2 separate regions of the Homo sapiens genome follow, and region 1 is linked to region 2. The links are chromatin contacts, found by Hi-C or POLR2A ChIA-PET in ENCODE. All regions are on one chromosome and are shown on one strand. Each heading gives the region's core, a stretch centred on a gene start or an enhancer-like site at or near the end of the contact. The rest is flanking DNA. Distances are from core to core; before and after follow the strand shown. Region 1 has its middle 29 kb from the start of CPPED1. Region 2 holds the start of SNX29-AS3 (SNX29 antisense RNA 3).

Region 1 (6,785 bases), core at 848-3,347, 220 kb before region 2:
GTGATCTGCCCACCTTGGCCTCCCAAAGTGCTGGGATTACAGGCGCGAGCCACCATGCCTGGCCTCTGCCTCCATCTTTACATGTCTCCTTTACTGAGTATCTTGTCCTTGTCTCTATCTCCAAATCACCCTCTTCTTTCTTTTATAAAGACACCAGTCAGTGGAGTAGGGTCCCTGCAAGCATGTATGACTTCATCTTAATTTGATTGATTACATCTGCAAAGACCTTGTTCACAAATTTGGTCACAATCACAGATACTAGGGGTTAGAACTTGAACATATCACTTTAAGGGACACAATTCAACCCATTATGATGACAACGATAATGATTGATTGGTTGGTGATAATGATGAATATAATGGAAAAAGAGGGAGAATAAGAGAAAGAAGATGATAAAGATAAATAAATATCGAGCACTTATTAAGTGCCATGTAGTATGCAAAGTGCCTTACCTGAATTATTTCATAAAATCTACCTAAAACCCCTATGAGAAACATACCATAATCACCTTATCTTCACTTTTCAATCAAAAAGACTTAGACTATGAGAGGGTTAAGACCATTACTCAAGGTCTCTCTACCGGCAAAGTAAATCTGAGACTCCCTCCATTTCTGTTGGAATCCTGAGCCTAGGCTCCCAACCACAATGCTCTCCTGCCTCTAATGATACTATGTCCTATTCTTTAGGGGCCCAAAGCCAGATAAATGAATATACTTAGGTTTTTACCTGCAGAAAAAGTATGCCAATTTTTGCCCAAAGTGAGCAGTACATATGTTGATTTTATGTGGTACATAGATGCAGGTCACACAGGGAAGATAATACTCCCCTCCGTGATTGATTGATTGATTGATTGATTGATTGATTGATTGATTTAGAAGGAGTCTTGCTCTCTTGCCCAGGCTGGAGTGCAGTGGCACTATCTTGGCTCACTGCAACCTCCGCCTCCCAGGTTCAAGCAATTATCCTGCCTCAGCCTCCCGAGGAGCTGGGATTACAGACGCCCACCACCACACCCAGCTAGTTTTTGTATTTTTAGTGGAGATGGTGTTTCACCATGTTGTCCAGGTTGGTCTTGAACTCCTGACCTCAAGTGATCCACCCGCCTCACACTCCTAAAGCTCTGGGATTACAGGCATGAGCCACCACGCCCAGTGAAATTGTTTTTTTAATTTGAAATAATGCAGACCTACAGGATGTTCCCACAAAAATAGCATGGAAAGTCCTGCATGGTGACATCTTATATAACTTTAGCGCTATATCAAAATCAAGAAATAGGCATTGGTACAATATTGTTAACTAGGCTACAGACTTCATTCAGATTTCACCAGTTTTTACATGTATTTGTGTGTGTGTGTGTGTTTGTGTGTGTAGTTCTATGCAATTTTATTTTGTGCATACCTCTGTACAACCACCAGCATAATCCTGATACAGAACCCATCACCACAAAGGAGGTCCTGGCAGTATTCCCTTTTCAATGTACTTCATTGCTTTAAGGAGAACGTCTTGGTTTGCATTTACTGTTTCTTTACCACCTAACACTTTCACTCTCCTTTTGATCAAAGAGATCTCAAATCTCTGTCTCAAGGTCCTTAGCAGAGACCAGAAGCTACCTAACAGGTATTGATACTGTTTTCTTCCCCGTCTAATTTTACACATGTCTATTTGTGGCAGGAAATACTAGTTTACCAGAATTGTGAGCAGTGAGAATTTTTCACATTTTTTTATTTTTTATTTTTATTTATTTATTTATTTATCTATTTATTGAGACAGAGTTTCACTCTTGTCGCCCAGGATGGAGTGCAGTGGTGCGATCTCGGCTCACTGTAACCTCTGTCTCCCAGGTTCAAGTGATTCTCCTGCCTTAGCCTCCCAAGTAGCTGGGATTACAGGCACTCACCATCATGCCCAGCTAATTTTTGTATCTTTAGTAGAGACGGGGTTTCACCATGTTGGCCAGGCTGGTCTCCAATTCCCGACCTCAGATGATTCACCCCCCTCGGCCTCCCAAGGTGCTGGGATTACAAGCGTGAGCCACCGCGCCCGGCCTGTTTTTCACTTTTAAGCCAAGGTATTTGAGTAACAAAAGTGAATCACAGAAAACTAGAAAGTAAATAATAACACAGGAGGCACGCAGGTAGGGCAAAGAAATTAGGGAAGATGGCATGCAAATGCTGAAATTTGCCAAACACTGGGTGAAGAAAGAATTTGGACCCTAATTCAGGTTCAGAGGTGTTTTATGGCATCCACCAGAAAGAAGCACATGTGGGCATGCTCCCTGGAAATACATTTCATTTCCCACTAAAACTGGAAATTAGAGTGCATTTGTATTTCTTTATTTTAAGGCCTTTCCATTAAAGGAGATTCAATTTGGCTGGTCACTCGCACCAGTGACTCATCTCGCCAGCCTTTGTATTCTTCATGTTATTAAACATTGCTGGTGCAGGGGCGGTGGCACTCCAGGGCTCAGACGAGGCAGTAGCTCCCTTCAGAAGGTCTGACAGGCAGCTCCCGCGCTGCAAAGCGGTGATGTCACCCAAGGGCAGGTCTGCTGTTTTCTCCAATGAGCAGGGAGGGAAATGAGGAGAGAACTCATGGAATCGGTCCCCAGAAGCACCCAGTGTGCACTGAAGCTCACACCGCAGAGATGAGGCTGAAAGGCAATAAATGCAAAGCGCTAATAGAGATGGCTCAACTAAGTGTTTAACTCATTATTTCAGCTTTCGGGTCTCTAATTGTTTCAGTAATTCAAAGGATATAGTATAGAGCTTTTGGATATATTGTTTAAACCCACACAAAGTGAGTCAAAAAATCAATTAATTTGTAAAACCTTATTGCTGGAAATAATATGAAGTCCACCGTCTTCCAGGCAACAAATTTTTCCTTGGTGATTTGCCTTATGGTCTTTGGAGTTTCACTTTGTGTGTGAAATAATAGAGTTCATTTTTTTGCTGACATCACTCATGCACTTCATTTATTCAATAATATTTATTGAGCCTCTACAATAATGAGAAACAGTAAGTACTGAGCACTAGAGATATATAGGGACTAGGCCAGGCACAGTGGCTCATGCCTGTAATCCCAGCACTTTCTGCTAAGGCAGAAAGATCGCTTGAGGCCAGGAGTTTGAGACCAGCCTAGGCTGGTCTCAACATAGTGAGACCCTGTTGTTAAAAAAAAATAAATTTAAAAAGCTAGCCGGGGCTGGGCATGGTGGCTTATGCCTGTAATCCCAGCACTTTGGGAGGCTGAAGCGGGCAGATCACCTGAGGTCAGGAGTTTGAGACCAGTCTGGCCAACATGGGGAAATCCCGTCTCTAATAAAAATACAAAAGTTAGCCAGGAGTGGTGGCCCACACCTATAGTCCTGGCTACTCAGGAGGCTGAGGCAGGAGGATCACTTGAGCCTGGGAGATTGAGGCTGCAGTGAGCTGTGATCCCACCACTGCACTCCAGCCTGGGCTACAAAGTGAGACCCTGTATCAAAAAAAAAAAAAGAAAAAAAAAAGGTCAGGAGCAGTGGTTTATGCCTGTAATCCCAGCACTTTGTGAGACCAAGGCAGGTGGATCACTTCAGGTCAGGAGTTTGAGGCCAGCCTGGGCAACATAGTGAAATCCCGTCTCTACTAAAAATACAAAAATTAGCCAGGCATGGTGATGCACATCTGTGGTCCCAGCTACTCAGGAGGCTGAGGCATGAGAATCACTTGAGCCTGGGAGGTAGAGGTTGCAGTGAGCCAAGATCCCGCCATTGCCCTCCAGCCTGGGCTACAGAAAAAGACCCTGTCAAAAAAAAAAAAAAAAAAAAAAAGAAAGAAAAAAAAATCTGTAGGGATTGAGTAAATACAATTTCTTATCTTCTTGGAGCTTACATTTCATGGAGGAGGCAGAAAATAAGCAGATAAACATATGTCATGCCACATAGTGATGTGTGCCATAGAAACAAACAAATACATATACATATACATATACATATACATATACATATACATATACAGTAGAAGAGTAGGGGAGAGAAATGAGAGCCCTCTTCTCATTCAGACGATACTCTAAGTGATGAATCAGTAAACATTTATTGAACACCTACTATGCACTAGGCATTCTGTTGGTGGGGAAGAAGGAACAGGTGAAATCAAAAGAATTGGTGAGCACACACTTTATGGACAAGACAGAAACAGCAATAATAATTACTATACAGGATCGGGTGTGACATTTTCCCCAATATTCCTCCAAGGCACGTGTTGTTATTCCCAGGGACTGGGAAAATTTAAATTACTTTTCACAGTGGAAAAATGCCAGCACCAAGATTCTAGCTCAGATCTGTTTGGTTCTGAAATGATTTCACTCATGCCACACTCCCTTCTCTGTACAGATGGAATTGGAGAAGAAAATGGTGAATTCAATACCCTTGGTGTTACAGCTAGGTACAATACTGTGAAAAGATCATCAGTTGCCAAATATAAACCAAAACAAAAGGTCCTCCTAACCGAGCTTTATCATTTTACTAATGAATTAGAAGGTATTTGAGGACCTTATAGATCTTGGGTTCATCATTCTGAATATCAATTGTTATTAGTTATTGATACATGGAAGTATTGACCAAAAAAGGTTAATATACTTCTGAGGCCATGTGCAGTGGCTCATGCCTGTAATCCCGGCATTTTGGGAGGCCAAGGTAGGGGGGGATCATCCGAGGTTAGGAGTTCAAGACCAGCCTGGCCAACATGGCAAAACCCCGTCTCTACTAAAAATACAAAAAAAAAAAATAATTAGCCAGATGTGGTTGTGGGCACCTGTAATCCCAGCTACTCAGGAGGCTGAGGCAGGAGCATCATTTGAACCTGGGAGGCAGAGGTTGCAATGAGCCAATAACATGTCACTGCATTCCAGCCTGGGCAACAAGAGGAAAACTCCATCTCAAAATAAAATAAAATTCACAGCTTGTCTCGAGCACTGTGCGATGTGGGCAGCAGCTGCTCTGTCCCACATGCAAACTCTCCAGCAGGTTAAGACAGCTGCAGCCCACATCATTTCAGGGGAACTCTGAGTGGGTTAGAGAATCTGACCAGATGTTGCCCCTTGCATCTTTTTTATTTTTTAGTTCCTTCTCCAAAGAGGAAGACCAGACAATTTAGTGGTTACGCTTCTGCTATAACAGAAGTCTGTCTACCATTCTGTGCTGAAGGGAAAGACGGAGTACAGATGGGAAAACTACTATCTACTAAGCAGTTTAGACAGTAGGGTGCAATGCACAAAATGCAGGATCTTTTTTGTGGGTGTCACAGTCTATCCCTACGTTGTCATTGGAGAGAGGAGAGGGGAAATGTGGTACAGATTCAGGCAGATGGTAGGCGGGTTCATAGGAAGATGAAGGGAGAAGATAAAGAAGACAAAACCATTTTCTTTGAGAGTAGAACAGACAGGGTCTTGCTCTATCACTCAAGCTGGAGTGCAGTGGCATAATCCTAGCTCATTGCAGCTTCAAAGTCCTGGGCTCAAGCAATCCTCCTCCCTCAGCCTCCCAAGTAGTTAGGAGTAGATGTGTGCACCACTACATTTGGCTAATGTTTAAAAAAATTTTACTAGTTCCTTAGACATGGAGTTCTCCCTATGGTGACCAGAATGGTCTTGAACTCCTGGCCTCAAGTGATCCTCCTACCTCAGCCTCCCAAAGTACTGGGATTACAGGTATGAGCCACCATGCCCAGCTGACTGTTTTCTTTATCTCTTCTTTCTTCTCCTCAATATTTCTTTAAACTTTGCAAGTCTTCCACAATGATTAAGGGTTGCTACTAAAAAAAGAAAAATCTAAACTAAAAAGAAGGCTAATCTCCTTCTTTTTTGACATTAAAGATGGCCTAGGCTGGGTGCAGTGGCTCACACCTGTAATCCCAGCATTTTGGGAGGCGGAAGCAGGTGGATCACATGAGGTCAGGAGTTCAACACCAGCCTGGCCAACATGGTGAAACCCTGTCTCTACTAAAAATACAGAAAAAAAAAAATTAGCTGGGCATGGTGGTACATGTCTGTAATCCTAGCTACTCAGGAGGCTGAGGCAGGAGAATCACTTGAACCCGGGAGGCGGAGGTTGCAGTGAGCTGAGAGCACACCAATGCACTTCAGCCTGGGCGACAGAGCAAGACTCTATCTGAAGAAAGAAAAAAAGGCTTAATATGTCAACTTTACTCTTAAAACATGAGTAGACTAATTTGTCAATAATCATACCTTTTCAGGAAAATGTATCATTAATAATTGGATATTTCAGCCGGGCGCAGTGGCTCACGCCTGTAATCCCAGCACTTTGGGAGGCTGAGGTGGGCAGATCACCTGAGGTTAGGAGTTCGAGACCAGCCTGGCCAACATGGCAAAACCCCATCTCTACTAAAAATACAAAAATTAGCTAGGCGTGGTCATGGGTGCCTATAATCCCAGCTACTTGGGAGGCTGAAGCAGGAGAATCACTTGAACCCAGGAGGTAGAGTCTTCAGATAGCCGAGAATGCACCACTGCACTCCAGCCTGGGCAACAGACTGAGACTCTGTCTCAAAAAAAAAAAAAAAGAAAAAAGAAAAAAAAATGGAAACTCAAAATGACAAAACATAATAATATTATAGCTAGCATTTCCTGTGCACTAGCTCTGCGTGAAATGCCCATTCCAAAGGATTTCTCCACCTTGGAACCATTGGTATTTGGGGCCAGATAATGCTGAGTTGTAGGGGCTGCCATGGGCATTATAGGATGTTCAGCAGCGTCCCTGTCCTCTACCCCCTAGATGCCAGTAGCACCAC
Region 2 (7,035 bases), core at 3,065-5,564:
TTGTCGGGGATGGTCTCAAACTCCTCAACTGGAGCAATCCTCGTGCCTTGGCCTCCGAAATTGCTGGGATTATAGGCATGAGCCACCAGGCCTGGTCTGACTCGTTCAATGTAGTTAAATCTTCTGTAACAAGGTTCTCTTATACTTTGGGGGATGGCCCCATTTAGGCAAAAATAAGATTTCTTACTATTTTCCAGTGATAAGTACTTGTTAGAACTATGATAATGGATTATATGTGCATATCATAACTCAAAGGCTTTGACACGCATTATCTGATTTGATTACCAGTCATGCATTTAAAGAGATTAGTGTATCCTTTTTCAAAGGATACACTAAGAGGTGAACTGAGGGTGTTCTGTAGCGACTTAATGTTGTAACTAGTAGGTAAAAGCAGAGAGCTAGTATTTAACTCCCAGTCCCCATATTGGCTGACCACTGAATTGCCTGGGCAGGTTCCTAAATGCTTTCTTGCCAGAGAATTCCCTAGATCTGCCTACAGAAAGCACACAGGTGTCTGTGAAAGGCAGGGGCACCCAGGGGTCAAGAGCAAAGGCTCTAGAGTGAGCATGTGTACATCTGTAAATGCTGAAAATCTGAGACAGGTTGCAGTTAATCCAGAAAGTTTATTTTGCCAAAGTTGAACACACCTGTCTGTGACACTCTCAGGAGTTCCTGACGACCTGTGCCCGAGGTGGTCAGAACACAACTGGCTTTTACACTTCCTAGGGAGACATAACACATCCATCAATACGTGCTGGATGAACATTGGTTCGGTCTGGAAAGACGGGGCAGGTCTAGAAAGGCAAGACAACTTGAAGCAAAGCTGGGAGGACTCGACGGCGCGGTGGGGGAGGGGCGGGGTGGGCTTCCAGGTCCTAGGTAGATAAGAGACAAATGGTTCCATTCTTCTGACTTTAAGTTCTTTTTTTTGGTGGTTTTTTCAATGTAACTTAAAGACTTACCGTAATTTAGAGTTTATTACCCTGAGTCTTGAGCCAACTTGGCTGACTGTGAAATGCAAGGTATATTCATGAGAGAACTGCGACTCTCACATGAAGATTTTAGTATACACGGTTAAACACTTACTGTTACTGCAGAATCAACGTTCTCTTTCTGTGATTTCAAGTTATAAACTGATAATGCATAACCTTGTCTGAAAAGAGACGATGTGCCCAAGGAGAGCACACGTGCATGATTGCAGCTTTGGCCCTGAGCACGATGCTTTTCTTTTTGGAGAGTGGATTCCAAACACAGTGGCTGTCACAAGGCTTCTCATGGACCAAGATGTTATAAATAATCGGTGCCATAAAAGAAATAGCACTGAAATGTAAATTTAACTTTCTGCAGCTTTTACTTCTATAGAAGGGTGCAACTCGTGAGTGGAGCAATACTGAGGGCATACCTGAACAAGGGATGGGAAGGGGTTTTTATTCCTGATGTAGGTAGCCCCTACTGCTGTGTCATTCCCCTATTGGCTAAGGTCGGACCACACAGTCTAAGCTAATTCCGATTGCCTATTTTAAAGAAAGCCAGGGGTATGAGTCGGAGTGGTGGGGGTGAGTAGCTTGGCAGGAAAGACGGTTACAGAACAGGTGACTAAGGATGAGTCAGGACACAGCAGGTGACCAGGGTGACTCAGGTCAAAGCAGGTGACCAGTGGAACAGATGTGAACTACTGATTAGAACTGGTGGGAAAGTTGCTCACTGAATCTAGAGGCAAGGGGGTGAAGGAAAACCACAAAAAACGTTAAAATGGAGAACAAAGAATGAGAGAGCTGAACATACTGACATAATGATTCTTTGAAGAGAAACTTGGAGTTCACTATATTTAACAAAGAGGTGGTGGAAGGCGTGGAAAGAAAAGGAACAAGCATCCTGTCTTGGTCCCTGTCCTTCAGCCCTTGAGTTCAAAGGGCAGAGGCATCGAAATGTTTGTCGGATTAATGATTAACATCTGCTGGTCTGCCGCCGTTCTCCTTGGGAGCATGGCCAAGGTCTACATCCCCTATTCTTCCCCCTCTATCTGGCTTGATCTGTGACTTTCATCTAATTTACAAACATTTGCATTGAAATGACAATCTCAAGGCTCAAAGACTTCAACCTCAAGCACCATGTAGTAGCCCAGTGAATTTTTTTTTTTTTTAAGCAGCGGGGGTGGGCTTTGGGGAGACGGGGGAATGAGTAAGAAACTTCTTGGGTCTGTTATCAGAGGCATTCGAACCAGAGCAACTCCGTCCTGAATGAGGGCTAGGAAAATGAGGCTGGAACTTGGGAGGCGGCATTCTGGACTGGTAGCTATTCTTGGCCTCTAGATGTTTCTGGTTAAGGGAACAGATTAATAACACTTAAAAATTATTGATGCCACAAAAGAAATAGCACTTGAAAATTTCCTCAAGGCAATTTTACTTCTATAGAAGGGTGACTTACAGATGGAGCAATGGCGAGAGCACAGCTGAACCAAGGGAGAGGAAGGGGTTCTTATTTCTGAGACAGGTAGCCTCTACTGCTGTCATTCCCCTATTGGCTAGGGTTGGACCACAGTGTAAGCTAATTCCGAATGGCTATTTTAAAGAGCAGTGGGTACAAGTCTGAGAAGCAGGAATGACTGCTACAGAACCGGTGACTCACGATGATTGAAGTCAGAGCAGGTAACCAGCGTTGACTCAGGATGGAGTAGGTGACCAGGGCAACACATGTGACCTACTGATTAGAACTGGTGGAAAAGCTTGTTTACTGAAACTAGGGGCAAGGAGATGAGAACGAGGAAGTTAAACTTTAAAATGGACAAAACGGGAGCCGAACGTGTACTGATAGATTGGCTCTTTGGATGGGATGTCAGAACTCATTGTACTTAACAATTGACAGGCTAAAATCTTGGAAGAGGTATTACATCCTTCAATGCTTACTAAAGAGACCCAGATGTGGGAGTGTCATGTTATCCTGATACCTTGAACAGAAGGATTCGTAATTTCGCTTCGAAGATAATACTGATTCTTGTAAAATGTAGTAATTAAGAATTATTACAAATCCTTGTAGCAGAGCATGTCTCTCATCAAGATGTTTTGTTTTTTGATGCAGTCTTGCTCTGTTGTCCAGATTGGAGTACAATGGTGCAGTCTCAGCTCATTGCAACCTCTACCTCCCGGGTTCAAGCAATTCTCCTGCCTTAGCCTCCCAAGTAGCTGGGCGCACAGGCACGTGCCACCACCCCTGGCTAATTTTTGTATTTTTTAGTACAGACTGTTTGACCATGTTGTGTAGGCTAGTCTCAAACGCATGACCTCAAGTGATCCCCCCCACCTCAGCCTCACAAAGTGCTGGGATTACAGGCGTGAATCACCATGCCCGGCCCCTCATGATCTTTTTTATTCTCTATAAACAAGCATTGTACCTAGAGTGGATGCATTCCCCTTTCTTTTGGGAATGCCCTACTCTATGGCTAACAGTACTTAGGCTACTTCCTTAATAAACATACTTTTGCTTTGCACTGTGGACTTGCCCCTGAATTCTTTTGTGCACGAGATCCAAGAAGCCTCTCTTGGGGGTCTGGATCAGGACCCCTTGCCTGTAACATTGTTACCTCCCTTTTCGACCAAAGCAGCCTCATTTTTTTTATTGCATTGTGGTGTGGAGCCCCAAAACTAGTTGGCATCTCTGGACCCCTAAAGATCTAGGTAACACTTGGTGAATTTTTAAAATCTCCCTTTTCATGGGTTTTTAGAAATTCAAAGTACTCTCCAAGATTTTCCCAAATCCCAGGTGCTTCTACCATTATTGTTACATGAAAGGGTTCCTGATGCAGTCCCGAGAGAGATGGTTCTTGGATCTCCTGCAAGAAAGAAAGAAAGCACAAGTCTGTAAAGTGAAAGCAAGGTGATTAAGAAAATCAAGGAATAAAGAATGGCTACTCAATAGACAGAGCAGCCCTGAGGGCTGCTGGTTGCCTTTTTTTATGGCTATTTCTTGACATGCTAAACAAGGGGTGGATTATTCATACCTCCCCTCTTTAGACCATATAGGGTAACTTCCAGATGTTGCCATGGCATTTGTAAGCTGTCATGGCAGTGGTGGGAGTGTAGCAGTGAGGACGGTCAGAGGCCACTTTAAGCACCATCTTGGTTTTGGTGGGTTTTGGCCGGCTTCTTTACTGCAACCTGTTTTATCAGCAAACAGGTCGGCACAAGATACAGCTATCTCATCCTGTGACTAAGTGTCTTAAGCGTCTGGGAATGCAGCCCAATAGTTTCAGCCTCATTTTATCCAGCTCCTACCCAAGATGGAGTTGCTCTGGTTCAAATCCCTCTGACACCATTATGACATCTTCTCTAATTTTCATGCTTGTGTGAAATTATTTGGGCTGAAGTGGTCAGACAGCTTGGGCTACCTTGTCACCATATTGTGCTAGGTGGAGGCTACTGCCTCTAGAAGACTGTCTATTGTGCCTTGAATACACAGCATTGACTTTGCAGGGTCATCTTGCTGGATAACATAGCACCACCCAAACAGGAGAATTGAGGCTGAGACTGGATCAGGCCCAGTGGAACATAGCGAAATGAGAATAAGCTTTCGTGTTAGAATCCTGCCTATGTGATCTCCAGCAACTTAACATCTCTGAGCCACTTCATTTATCTGGAGAATGGGGCTAAATCTTCCTGAGTTTTTGAGGCTTACAGCGAATAATGTACGGCACCTGACATGCAGTAAACAAGAAATCAAAGGTAAATACCATTATTCAGTCTTCAGCACAGAATTTGTTCATTTTCTTACCATACCGCCCTTCCTCCCCCACTTTATAAAGAACAGAGACAGATCTCATTTTTTCAGATCTAACAGGTACCCCCATCCCCATGACTGGCTTTCAATAGATTGATCATAGTGTGCAGAGGTCAGCAAACTTTGGCCCACCTGTTTAGTAAATAAAGGTGAGTTGGAACACAGCCTTGTCCACGCATCAGTTGAATAGTTGGCAATGGGAATCTCATGATCTGCACCTAAAAATATTTGGCCCTTTACAGAAATACTTGGCCATCCCCTGGCTTATAGCCGGTTGTGTTTTGTTTCCCTGTGTCTCTTTCCCACCCCAGCTGGGATTCAGGCTAGCCTGTTTGTCTAATCAGATCTGAGGAAAGTGCATTCAGTTGATGAAATCGGCTAACAAGGGTTCATTGCTACGGGCTCATTGTGTTTGGAGATGGGGAATGTGCGTGGGTTGGTCAGAGCCTTAACCCACAGCCCTGCTCCCAGGAAGCTTTCTGACCACTTCTGTGGATAAACAAGGCACGCATAGCTGGGCACAGTAGCTCACACAACACCTGCACTTTGGGAGGCCGAGGCAAGAGGATGGCTTCAGCTCAGGAGTTTGATACCATCCTGGGAAACAAGGCAAAACCCTGTCTCCACTAAAAACACAAAAATTAATGGGGTGTGGCAATATGTGCCTGTAATCCCAACTACTTGGGAGGCTGAGGGAGGATGGCTTGAGCCCAGGAGGTAGGGGCTGGAGTGTACTATGATTGTGCCGTTGCACTGCAGCCTGTGTAACAGAGCAAGAACCTGTCTCAAAAATACAAACAAAATATAAAAAAGCCATGTGAGCCACAGGCCAGAACTTTAACCCAAACTTGTATACGGATTAGCTTCAACCTTTTAATCTATCTGGGCCTCAGTTCCCCCATCCATTAAATGGCAATAATTTTAAGTTTTACGGTACATGTGCATAACATGCAGGTTTGTTACATAAATACACATGTGCCATGTTGCTGTGCTGTACCCATTAACTTGCTTAACATTAGGTGTATCTCCTAATGTTATGCCTCCCCCTCCCTCCACCCCACAACAGGCCCCAGTGTGTGATGTTCCCCTTCCTGTGTCCATGTGTTCTCATTGTTCAACTCCCACCTATAAGTGAGAATATGCTGTGTTTGGTTTTTTGTCCTTGCCATAGTTTGCTGAGAATGATTGTTTCCAGCTTCATCCACATCCCTACAAAGGACATGAACTCATCATTTTTTATGGCTGCATAGTATTCCATGGTGTATATGTGCCACGTTTTCTTAATCCAGTCTATCATTGTTGGACGTTTGGGTTAGTTCCAAGTCTTTGCTATTGTGAATAGTGCTGCGATAAATATCTGTGCATGTGTCTTTATGGCAGCATGTTTTATAGTTCTTTGGGTATATACCCAGTAATTGGGATAGCTGGGTCAAATGGTATCTTTAGTTCTAGATCCCTGAGGAATCGCCACACTGACTTCCACAATGGTTGAACTACTTTACAGTCCCACCAACAGTGTAAGTGTTCCTATTTCTCCATATCCTCCCCAGCACCTGTTGTTTCCTGACTTTTTAATGATTGCCATTCTAACTGGTGAGATGGTATCTCATTGTGGTTTTGATTTGCATTTGATGGCCAGTGATGAGCATTTTTTCATGTCTGTTGGCTGCATAAATGTCTCCTGAGAAGTGTCTGTTCATATCCTTTGCCCACTTTTTGATGGGGACTTTTTTTTCTTGTAAATTTTGAGTTCTCTGTAGATTCTGGATATTAGCCCTTTGTCAGATGGGTAGCTGGCAAAAATTTTCTCCCATTCTGTAGGTTGCCTGTTCACTCTGATGGTAGTTTGTTTTGCTGTGCAGAAGCTCTTTACTTTAATTAGATCCCATTTGTCAATTTTGGTTTGGTTGCCATTGCTTTTGGTGTTTAAGACATGAAGTCCTTGCCCATGTCTATGTCCTGAATGGTAATGCCTAGGTTTTCTTCTAGGGTTTTTATGGTTTTAGGTCTAAAGTTGAAGTCTTTAATCCATCTTGAATTTTTGTATGAGGTGTAAGGAAGGGATCCAGTTTCAGCTTTCTACATATGGCTAGCCAGTTTTCCCAGCACCATTTATTAAATGGGGAATCCTTTCCCCATTGTTTTTCTCAGGTTTGTCCAAGATCAGATAGAAATAAAGCCACATATCTACAACTGAGGGCTCTGTTCTGTTCCATTTATCTATATCTGTTTTGGTACCAGTACCATGCTGTTTTGGTTACT

What was found. Hi-C counts contacts between places; a loop is a spot of excess contacts on that map. ChIA-PET counts read pairs that join two places held with the same protein, here RNA polymerase II (POLR2A). Pooled maps may share reads with other maps.
Region 1: a map of PC-9 shows a loop between it and region 2 (19-fold over the local background). The contact joins the enhancer-like site here to the promoter of SNX29-AS3 in region 2. A Hi-C loop is called at or near these places in 1 of 168 maps with a recorded cell type or tissue (PC-9) and 1 of 50 pooled maps. POLR2A ChIA-PET finds 5 or more read pairs at or near these places in 7 of 52 experiments (GM12878, H1, HCT116 and 4 more).

Annotation. Positions count from the first base shown.
Region 1 is chr16:12,829,848-12,836,632 of GRCh38, reverse strand. No RefSeq gene overlaps it. Among named protein-coding and RNA genes, the nearest start is that of CPPED1, 29 kb to the right of the region's middle. Within about 2 kb of position 2,097, at least 2 of the 41 ENCODE cell types and tissues checked have a DNase peak (open chromatin) inside an H3K27ac peak, as active enhancers do; they include PC-9, where a contact is called at or near this core.
Region 2 is chr16:12,608,421-12,615,455 of GRCh38, reverse strand. SNX29-AS3 (SNX29 antisense RNA 3) reads left to right here and starts at 4,314. Exons shown (of 4, transcript XR_007064988.1): 1 at 4,314-4,718. RefSeq lists enhancers at 1,501-1,660, 1,841-1,980, 1,111-2,310 and a cis regulatory region at 2,471-2,850.